2 separate regions of the Homo sapiens genome follow, and region 1 is linked to region 2. Evidence: read pairs that join two places in POLR2A ChIA-PET (ENCODE). Cell type or tissue: B cell. All regions are shown on one strand. Each heading gives the region's core, and the rest is flanking DNA. Links, peaks and the distances in the headings are about the cores only. Region 1 overlaps CAPN1 (calpain 1). Region 2 overlaps POLA2 (DNA polymerase alpha 2, accessory subunit).

Evidence for each region. Peaks named below come from ENCODE experiments on the same cell type or tissue, not always from the same donor. Only the 100,000 strongest peaks of a DNase experiment are listed, where the experiment ranks them.
Region 1: POLR2A ChIA-PET joins it to region 2 with 7 read pairs; 5 of 35 experiments call an interaction of 5 or more read pairs at or near these places.

Annotation. Positions count from the first base shown.
Region 1 is chr11:65,190,636-65,196,006 of GRCh38, forward strand. All of the region lies in intron 10 of CAPN1 (calpain 1), which reads left to right. Among named protein-coding and RNA genes, the nearest start is that of CAPN1, 11 kb to the left of the region's middle. In B cell, for the core only: no CTCF peak of the experiment used is centred there; no DNase peak of the experiment used is centred there; H3K27ac peaks cover 364 bases.
Region 2 is chr11:65,296,007-65,301,377 of GRCh38, forward strand. POLA2 (DNA polymerase alpha 2, accessory subunit) reads left to right here. Exons shown (of 18, transcript NM_002689.4): 18 at 1,114-2,679. The coding sequence ends at 1,263. All of the region lies in intron 2 of LOC105369344 (a long non-coding RNA gene), which reads right to left. Among named protein-coding and RNA genes, the nearest start is that of CDC42EP2, 16 kb to the right of the region's middle. RefSeq lists an enhancer at 5,299-5,371. In B cell, for the core only: no CTCF peak of the experiment used is centred there; no DNase peak of the experiment used is centred there.

The DNA.
Region 1 (5,371 bases), core at 192-5,191, 110 kb before region 2:
TAAGTCCTGCTGTTGGACAGGGCAAATTCCTTCTTCAAGAGTCTCTTAGCTGTTTTTTTTGTTGTTGGTTTTTTTTGTTTTTGTTTTTGTTTTTTGAGACGGAGTCTTGCTCTGTTGCCCAGGCTGGAGTGCAGTGGCGCGATCTCGGCTCACTGCAACCTCTGCCTCCTGGGTTCAGATGATGCTTCTGCCTCAACCTCCTGAGTAGCTGTGATTACAGGTGCCCGCCACCACATCCAGCTAATGTTTGTATTTTTAGTAGAGACGGGGTTTCACCATGTTGGCCAGGCTGGTTTCAAACTCAAGTGATCCACCTGGCTTAGCCTCCCAAATTGCTGGGATTACAGGCGTGAGCCACTGCATCTGTCTTAGCTGTTCTTGACCTCTGTTTTTCCAAATGAATTTTAGAATCAGTTTACCAAGTCTTTTGAAAAACCATTTTGAGATTTTAATTTGGAATTACATGAAACCTATAGACCAATTTGGGGAGACTTGACATTTTTATAATTTTAAGTCTTATCCAAGGATATGGTGTATCTCTTCATTTATTTTGGCCTTTAATGTCTTTCAATAGAATGTTGTATTTTTTATCATAAAGAATTTATACATCTCTTGAGATTTAATGCTAGGTACACTATAATTTTGTTTCTATTATAAATAGTATGTTCTTTAAAATTACATCTCCCAAGTGATCTTGTTGCTCATACGATAACATGCATTTGACCTTTTAGATGTAGTTTTTATATCCAGCAAATTTTTTAAAACTAATTAATCTTACTGATTCATCTGTATGTATTTTTTGGCACGATCTTAGCTCACTACAACTTCTGCTTCCCTGGTTCAAGTGATTCTCGTGCCTCAGCTTCCCGAGTAGCTGGGATTACAGGCGTGCGGCACCACACCTGGCTAATTTTTGTATTTTTATTAGAGACAGGGTTTCACCATGTTGGCCAGGGTGGTCTCGAACTCCTGACCTCAGGTGATCTGCCTGCCTTGGCCTCCCAAAGTGCTGGGATTACAGTGAGCCACTGCGTCCAGCCCTTTTTGGTTTTCTAATTAGGAATATAGCATCTGCAAATAATGACAGATTGTTTCTTCTTTTCTAATTCTTACAACTTTTGTTACTTTTTCTTGTCTAATATGCTGCCTAGAACTGTAGAGCTTCCTGCTCTTGTTCCTCCCTTTTTTTTATTCTTATTTTTAGGAGCAACCCTATTAACTAAGCCTCACTCTTAAAGGGGAAGTTTTCACCACTAAGTACCTTTCTAATCTAGGTTTTTTGTGGATACCTTTTATCAGACTAATGAAGTTTAATATTGTTAAATACTTTGAATTGTCTATATTATGATGATAGTATGCTTTTTTCTTTTATTTATTAAAATGGTCCCAGGAATTTGTGAACAGCTTGGGCAATACAGTGAGACCTCATCTCTACAAAAAATTTAAAAAATTAGCCTGGTATGGTGGCACACACCTGTAGTCCCAGCCACTCAGGAGGCTGAGGAGGGAGGATCATTTGAGCCAGGGAGGTAGAGGCTACAGTGAGCCATGTTTGCGCCACTGCACTCCACCCTGGGCAACAGAACATGACCCCATTTAAAAAAAATAAAATGGTAAATTGCATTTGTTGCTTTTCTAACGTTAAATCAACTTTACATTCTTGAGATAAAAACAACATGGTCACGAGTGACGTTTGCCTGTTATTTTCCTTTCTTATACTAACCATACTGGTATCAGTGCTATGTTCTTCCTGTACAGTGAGGTGGGAAGTATCCTCTCTTTTTCTGTTTCCTAGAAGAGTTTACCTAAGATGGGAGTGATTTGTTGCTTGAATGGTTGGTAGAACTTGTCTGTAAAGCTGTCAGGCTTGCTTTTTTCTTTGTATGAAGATTAATGATATTCAGTATTGAAAGTTAAAGGTTATAGAATTGTTCAGATTTTCTGTTTCTTGAGCCAATTTTGATGAGTTGTATTTTCTTTTGTTTTTTCTTTTTCTTTTTCTTTCTTTTTTTTTTTAAGAGAGACAGGGTTTTTTAGAGAGAGGTTACTCACTGCAACCTCGAACTCCTGAGCTCAAATCCTGCCTCAGCCTCCTGAGTAGCTGGGACTACACAGGTGTGAGCCTCTATGATTGGCTAATTTTTTATTTTTATAGAGATGGGGGTCTCACTATGTTGCCCAGGCTTATCTCGAATTCCTGGGCTCAAGTGATCCTCCCACCTTGGCCTCCCAAAGTGCTGAGATTACAGGCATGAGCCACTGTGCCCAGCCCTGAGTTGTATTTTCTAATAATTTATTCTTTGCATCTGTTTTCAAAGTTATTAGCACAAAGTTATCCTTAATATACTCTTTTTTTTTTTTTTGAGACAGAGTCTTGCTCTGTCGCCCAGGCTGGAGTGCAGTGGTGCCATCTCAGCTTACTGCAAGCTCTGCCTCCCGGGTTCACGCCATTCTCCTGCCTCAGCCTCCCGAGTAGCTGGGACTACAGGTGCCCACCACCACGCCTGGCTAATTTTTTTTTTTTTTTTTGTATTTTTAGTAGAGATGGGGTTTCACCATGGTCTCGATCATCTGACCTTGTGATCCTCCTGCCTCGGCCTCCCAAAGTGCTGGGATTACAGGCGTGAGCCACTGCACCCAGCCCCCTCTTAATATACTCTTATGTCTCGTGTATAATAATGTCCCCTTTTTATGCATGGGATTGCTCATTTGCATTGTCTCTTTTGTCTTTATTAATCCTGCAAGAAGTTTGTCAATATAAATCTTTACAAATAAATGACTTTTGGCCAGCTGCACTCAGGAGATCGAGACCATCCTGGCCAACACAGTGAAACCCCGTCTCTACTAAAAATACAAAAAATTAGCCGGGCGTAGTGGCAGGTGCCTGTGGTCCCAGCTGCTTGGGAGGCTGAGGCAGGAGAATGGTGTGAACCTGGGAGACAGAGCTTGCAGTGAGCCGAGGTCGCGCCACTGCACTCCAGCCCGGGCAATAGAGCGAGACTCTGTCTCAAAAAAAAAAAAAAAAAAAAAGACTTTTGACTTTGTTGGTCCTTTGTATAGTATTTCTTTTTCTTTTATTATTTTTACTTATTTATTTAGAGATGGGGTCTTGCTCTATTGCCCAGGCTGGAGTGCAGTGGCACAATCCTAGTCCTCTGTGATCCTAGGTCACTGCAGCCTAAATTCCTGGCTCAGGTGATCCTCTCACTTCAGCCTCCCAAGTGGCTGGGATTATACGTGTGTGCCACAGTGCCTGGTAGTATTTTTTTCATATATCATTAATCTTTACTGTTTATTATCTCATTCCTTCTACTTTCTTTGGATTGATTTTTTTTTTTTTTTTTTTTTTTTGAGATAGTCTCACTCTGTCACCTCGGCTGGAGTGGTGCGATCTTGGCTCACTGCAACCTCCACCTCCTGGGTTTAAGCGATTCTCTTGCCTCAGCCTCCCAAGTAACTGGAATTACAGGCATGCGCCACCATGCCCAACTAATTTTTTTTTTTGTATTTTTAGTAGATACCAGGTTTGACCATGTTGGCCAGGCTGGTCTTGAATTCCTGACCTCAACTGATCCGCCCTGCTGTGGGCTCCCAAAGTGCTAGGATTATAGGCGTGAGCCACCACGCTCGGCCTGGATTGACTTTTTGACTTTATTTTATGACTTCTTAAATTAGATGCTTATTTCGTTAATTTAGATTTTTAAAATTTAAGCAACTAAAGTGATAAATTTCCTTTTAAGTACATCGTTAATTAAGTTACACAATTTTGATACATAGTGTTTTTGAAAATCGTGAATGAGTATAATTCACACACCAGAAAATTTGCACTTTTAATGTGTGAAATTTAGTGGTTTTTAGTGTACCCACAGCGTTGTGTAAGCATTGCCGTTATCCAGAGCATTTCTTCACCGCCCCCACCCCGAAAATCCCGTAATTATTGGCCATCACTTTCTATCCCTTTCTCCCTAGCAACCATGAATCTACTTTTTGTCTCTATAAATTTACCTATTCTGGACTTTTTTGCCTTAGCATAATGTTTTCAAGCTTCATTTATGGTGTAGAAGTACTTCATCTCTTTTTTATGGCAGATTAATCTTCCATGATATGGATATACCACATTTTGCTGATTCATTCATCAGTTGATGGACATTTGTGTTATTTCCAGTTTTTGGCTATGTGGAGAATGTTCCTGTGAACATTCATGTGCATGCGTTTCAACATATGTTTTCAGTTCTCTGGGGCCTATAACTAGGAGTGAAATTGTTGGGCCATAGGGTAATTCCATGTTTAATTTTTTGAGGAACTGCCAATTGTTTTCCAAAGCAGCAGCACCATTTTATATCCCCACCAACAACATGTGAGGGTTCTGATTTCTCCACATCCTCTTCAACACTAGTTATTGCTCTTCTTTTTGATTATAGCCATCCTAGTGGGTGTGAAGTGGTATCACTGAAGTTTTTTGGGGTTTTTTTTTTTTTTTTTTTTTTTTTTTGAGTCTGGATCTTGCTCTATCACCTAGGCTGAAGTGCAGTGGCGCCATCTCAGCTCACTGCAACCTCTGCCTCCCAGGTTCAAGTGATTCTCCTGCCTCAGCCTCCCTTAGTCCCTAGCTGGGACTACAGGTGCACACTGCCACACCCAGCTAATTTTTGTAGTTTTAGTAGAGACAGGGTTTCACCCTTCAGACCAGCCGTGTTGGTCAGGCTGGTCTCAAACTCCTGACCTCGTGATCTGCCCACGTCAGCCTCCCAAAGTGCTGAGATTACAGGTGTTAGCCACCGCGCCCGGCCAATTTTCTGAATTTTTAAAATCATGAACTGATGTGCTTTTTGTGCATCAATTGAGATGATCATTTTGAGGTTTTTTTCCCCTTCATTCTATTAATGTGGTATATTACATTGATCAACTTTCCTTTGTTGAACTACCCTTGCATTCCTGGGATAAATCCCACTTCATCATGGTGTATATTCCTTTTAATATGCTGTTGGGTTGGGTTCATCGCTTTTTTTGGGAGGGGGTGGATTTTTGCATCTATATTCATAAGTGATATTGGTCTGTAATCTTCTTTCCTTGTGGTGTCTTTATCTGGCTTTAAGGTAATGCTGGCCTCCTGGGATGAGTTAGGAAGTGTCCCCTCATCTTCAGTTATTTAGAAGAGTTTGAGGATTGGTGTTAATTTGTCTTTAAATGTTTGGTGGAATTTCGAAGCCATCTGGTCCTGGACATTTCTTTGGTGAGAAGTTTTTTGTTGTTGTTGATTCAGTCTTTTTATTATTATAGGTCTATTTAGATTTTCTATTTTTCCTAGGTCAGTTTTGGTGCTTTGTTTCTTTCTAGGAATTTGTTCTTTTTGTCTATATTATCTAATTTA
Region 2 (5,371 bases), core at 109-5,108:
CTTTTTCCCAGAAACACCAGAACCCAGTCTTTGACTTTCCCTTCTAGACCACCCGGCACTCACCCCTCATGGGTCAGCTGATGGGGATGGGGCCTCTAGCACCCTGCCCTGTGGCCTTGTTTCTTTGGGGAGGTGGTGGGACCAGAAAACAAACAACTCTGTCAGTAAAATGCTTGAGTAAACAGTGTCCTCTCCTCCCTCCCCAAGAGAACGAGAGCCCAGATGACTAGGAAGGCCCTCAAATGAGGGCTTTCACCAGGCCACATAGAGGTGACCTGGGGAAGATTTCATATGTACACTTGCCTGTCCTCTGCCTCCCAAATTCTGATATGACCTCCAAGTGGGCTCAGCTGGGAATACCTTGAAGAAGCTATTGGGTCATTTTGATCTCTGCCACCCTTTAGCCCTGCCTGCCTTGGAGTTAGGTCCCTTACAAGGAATCTGCCTAGACCAGTCCCCCTCTTGCCAAACAAGAGTTAGTTCAATCTCAAGAGGTTAAAAAAAAGTTTTTCACATGAGAAAGCAGTAAACAGCTAGATCAGGTTTGTCTCCAAGTTTAGGAGCTGATTGTCATTCTGCCAAGTCACCTCATTCTTCTGTTTGAAAGACTTAAAAGGAATTCAAAGCTTTCTAGTGACAAGTTAACATATGTGACTGAGGCCGGGCGCAGTGGTTGACAATTGTAATCCCAGCACTTTGGGAGGCCGAGGTGGGTGGATCACCTGAGGTCAGGAGTCTGAGACCAGCCTGGCCAACATGGTAAAACCCCATCTCTACTAAAAATACAAAAATTAGCCAGGCATGGTGGTGTGGGTGCCTGTAATCCAAGCTACCTGGGAGCCTGAGGCAGGAGAATCGCTGGAACCCGGGAGGTCGAGGCTGCAGTGAGCTGAGATCTCACCACTGCACTCCAGCCTGGGCAACAGAGCGAGACTCCATCTCAAAAAAAAAAAAAAAAAAAGTGACTGAAAATGTGTCTGGTGATTTGGTTGCCTTCGTTTCCATTTTCTAAAACCCTCTTTGGGGTCCAGCCATGTGATGGCACTTCTTTTTCACATTGGTTCCCAGTTAGTTGAGGCTCTCCAAACCTGTCACCTCTCCTCTCCTCCCCAGGATGTCCTCGGCTGTGTCTGTGTGAACCCTGGGCGCCTTACCAAAGGGCAGGTGGGAGGCACCTTCGCCCGACTCTACCTTAGGAGGCCGGCAGCGGACGGGGCAGAGAGGCAGAGCCCATGCATTGCTGTGCAGGTCGTCAGGATCTGAGGCTTCTGTCCTCTGCTGTTCTCTGCTGTGTGGGCCCTTAAAGTCTTAGCCAAGAGCCAAGACATAGCCCTGTGACAAGGTGAACAGTTGGGTGGGAAAGGAGAGAGGAGCCAGCCAGGGAGGGGCAGCTGCAGTGACCAGGCCCAGCAGGGAGGACTTGTGCAGCCGGGCCTGCCTCTGAGTGGTGCCTCTCCTGGAAGGAAGCTCTTGCTTCTCAGTCCATGCTCCGTGTCCAGAAGTAAGCCAGCTGTGGATCCCGCCCACTCAGAAAAGGCGAGAAGGCTTTGTGATTTTCTACATGAATCAAACACAGAAACAACTTTTGGAGAAATTAAATTCTGAGTGTGACTTCTGAGTTTGACCTTTCTTCTATTTTCTTTTATTTATTTATTTTGTTTTTAGACGGAGTCTCGATCTGTCGCCCAGGCTGGAGTGCAGTGGTGAGATCTCGGCTCACTGCAAGCTCTGCCGCCCGGGTTCATGCCATTCTCCTGCCTCAGCCTCCTGAGTAGCTGGGACTACAGGCACCCACCACCACGCCTGGCTAATTTTTTGTATTTTTAGTGGAGATGGGGTTTCACCATGTTAGCCAGGATGGTCTCGATCTCCTGACCTTGTGATCTGTCCGCCTCAGCCTCCCAAAGTGCTGGGATTACAGGCGTGAGCCACCGCGCCCGGCCCCTTTCTTCTATTTTCTTTATCCTGGTAGTAGACAAAGAATGTTGCCTATTTGACCTATGTCCAGAGAAGGCAGAGTGTCAGTCACACTGGGTTTCTATCCAGCCCCAGTCCTGTCCAGTGGGTAACTCTCAGCCCCACTCCTCATCCCCCAAAGGCCCCAGTGACCTCTATGCTGCAGAGGTGCACTGGGTGGGCCCTAGAGCTGGGCTGCAGAGCAAGCAACTGGCTGCATGCCTGGGCCTCCCTGCGCAGTTCCTCACATGCATGCTGTGGTCCCAGCCTGACCTCTCCATCTGGAGGGGGCCGCCTCGCTGGGCTGTTCCAAAGCTGGAGTCCTGGTGGCAGCTGCTTTGCCAAGTCGCGCAGTAGCCAGGGCTTGCCTGCAGCCCAGAACACTCAGACAGGGTCAGGCCTTCCAGGGTTCACAGCACGTCCCATGCCCCTATGTCCTGGCATCTGGGGAAAAGCTGTCACTGGCCAGACGTGGAGTGGCTTCCTGCCCTAAGCTGGCAGGCTGTCCTGCCTCACATGCCAGAGCCAAGACCGGCAAACCCCAGCTGTCAGGGCAGGGAAGTGGGCAAGGGGGCAGCAAGCTGCTGGTGTCTATGCCTTGACTCCGAGATAAATAGATGACCTAACAGTGGCCAACTTTTGCCTCTCACCTTTCTGACGGTGAAATGGAATCGAGCCCCAGACCTGACCAGGGTACAGTAAAAGGTCTTCCTTTAAACACAAGGAGCAGCTGTTTTATTTCATTAGTTTTATAGGCACCTCCTCTGAGGCCAAGAATTAGAAACTCATCCCTGCGTGGGGAGTGGATTTTTCCGTTCTCCCCCAGCTCCTCCACACATGAAGCAGCCAGCTGTGTTCCACGGGGGCACCATGACTTGTCAGCCTCCGGATGTGGAATTTTGGGAGCCCAGGCAATGGTTGCCTGGATACCAGTCGTGTGACTGTTGGAAATGATCTGGGAGGGCCGGGAGGGCCGGAGCAGGCATTTAAGAGTCAGACAAAGAGAAAGCGGGATGCTAACACCAGAGCAGACAGGTCTGGCAGGCGTGCCTCTGCCACCAGACAGTTCCTTTTTGCTCTTGTCAGGAAGGTGCCAAGTGACTGCTGGCTGACCGTCCCTAGACCCCACTTCAGCTGTGTCACCAGTTTCCCCAGGCATCTGTCATCCCAGGTATTCTCAAGCAGGCTCTGGGGGCGTGTCAGTGACGGAGGGTGGGAGGGTGCCCAGGAGGTCAGGCCCGTCTGCCTCAGCCCCCTTTGGTGGCCTCTCCCTGATCTGGTCATGGCCCCTGCCCTTGAGACACCAACTAGACGGTCCTGAAGAAATAGTCCCGAGCTCTTGCCAGGATTTGCCTCCCATGCCCATGCCCTTGCCCTGCCTCTGCCCTGGCAGAAGGAGCCGCCCTCCCTTACCCGCCTCGTGGCTTCCCTTTAGGGTTCCAGTCTCTGAGAGGGAGAGGGAGAGCTGCTGAGGGAACAGAAGCCACTCCTAGTTGCTGTTCCTGGGAACCCAAGTGGGTGCCAAGAATGCAGCGAGGGAATTAGGGCCTCGAGGGGCACCCAAGGTTGGGGGCCGGCAGGGCCATGGCGCGGATCCTCCATCCAGCTCTGCCTTCTGCAGCCACTGGGGCTTGGGGTTTCCTTTCCTTTGACCTCAGGGCACCCGGCCCAGCTCAACCTGGCCTTGCTGCTTCACTACTGCTGGGAGTAGCCATCTGCGCTGATTTCTCACTCCACCAACCCCACCCCGACAGAGTCTCACTCTGTCGTCCGGGCTGGAGTGCAGTGGCGCGATCTCGGCTCACTGCAACCTCCACCTCCCAGGTTCAAGCGATTCTCCTGCCTCAACCTCCCGAGTAGCTGAGATTACAGGCGCCTGCCACCACGCCCAGCTAATTTTTGTATTTTCAGTAGAGACGGGGTTTCGCCATCTTGGCCAGACTGGTCTCAAACTCCTGACCTCAAGTGATCCACCCGCCTCAGCATCCTAGAGTGCTGGGATTACAGGCGTGAGCCACCATGCCCATTTTAAAGTGTATGATTCAGTGGTTTTTAGTATGTTCATGGTGTTGTGCAGGCCTCGCCACCATCTAATTCCAGAGTATTTTCATCACCCCAAAGGAAACCCTGCACCCATTAGCAGTCTAATCCCATCCCCTGGCAATCATTAATCTAATTTCTTTTCTGTAGATTTGCCTATTTTGGGCATTTTGTATAAATGGAATCATACAATACATCCTCTTTTTTTTTGAGACAGAGTTTTGCTCTTGTCACCCAGGCTGGAGTGCAGTAGCGCAATCTCGGCTCACTGCAACCTCTGCCTCCCGGGTTCGATGGATTATCCTGCCTCAGCCTCCTGAGTAGCTGGGATTACAGGTGCCTGCCACCACACCTGGCTGATTTTTATATTTTTAGTAAAGACAGGGTTTTGCCATATTGGCCAGGCTGGTCTCAAACTCCTGACCTCAGGGTTCAGCCTCCTGAGTAGCTGAGATTACAGGTGTGTCTAGAACTCCTGACCTCAGGTGATCCACTCGCCTCGGCCTCCCAAAGTGTTGGGATTACAGGCATGAGACACCGTGCCTGGCCCATGCTCTTTTCTGTCAGGTTTTGTTTGTTTGTTTTTTTGTTTGTTTCTGAGACAGAGTCTCACTCTGTCACTCAGGCTGGAGTGCAGTGGCACGATCTCTGCTCACTGCAACCTCCACCTTCCGGGTTCAAACGATTCTCCTGCCTCAGCCTCCTGTGTAGCTGGGATTACAGGCACCCGCCACCGTGCCAACTGATTTTTGTATTTTTAGTAGAGACAGGGTTTCACCATGTTGCCCAGGCTGGTCTCGAACCACTGACCTCAAGTGATCCGCCCACCTCGGCTTCCCAGAGTGTTGGGATTACAGGCGTAAGCCACTGCACCCGGCCTGTCAGGTTTGTTTCACTTAGCATGATGTTTTCAAGGTTTGTCCCTGCAGCAGCATGTATCAGTCCGCCATTCTTTTTTATGGCTAAGATCCCACTGTATGGCTATACGGTATTTTATCAGTGCATCCACTGTCGGGTTTTTCCCCTTGTGGACTATTATGAATAGTGGACGCTTGTGTGCAAGCTTTGTGTGAACACCTGTTTTCAGTTCTCTTGGGTATGTTCCTAGGAATGGGGAGGGGCTTTAGATTTACGAAGGAAGACAAGGCAAAGAGAGGGAGGGAGGAGGGACAGAGGGCGAGAGAGGGGTAAAAGAAAAGAGGGAAAGGGAAGGGAGGCAGTGATGGGCCCGGAATGGTGCTTCAGAGCCAGATTGTGAAGTCTTGCTAAGGCATTTGGACCTGATTCTTTCTGCCCCAGAGAATCTTGGAAGGGTTTGCCTCCCACCCCCTGTGCCTCACCCTGACCACCCAACAAGGACCAACTTAAGAGGAGT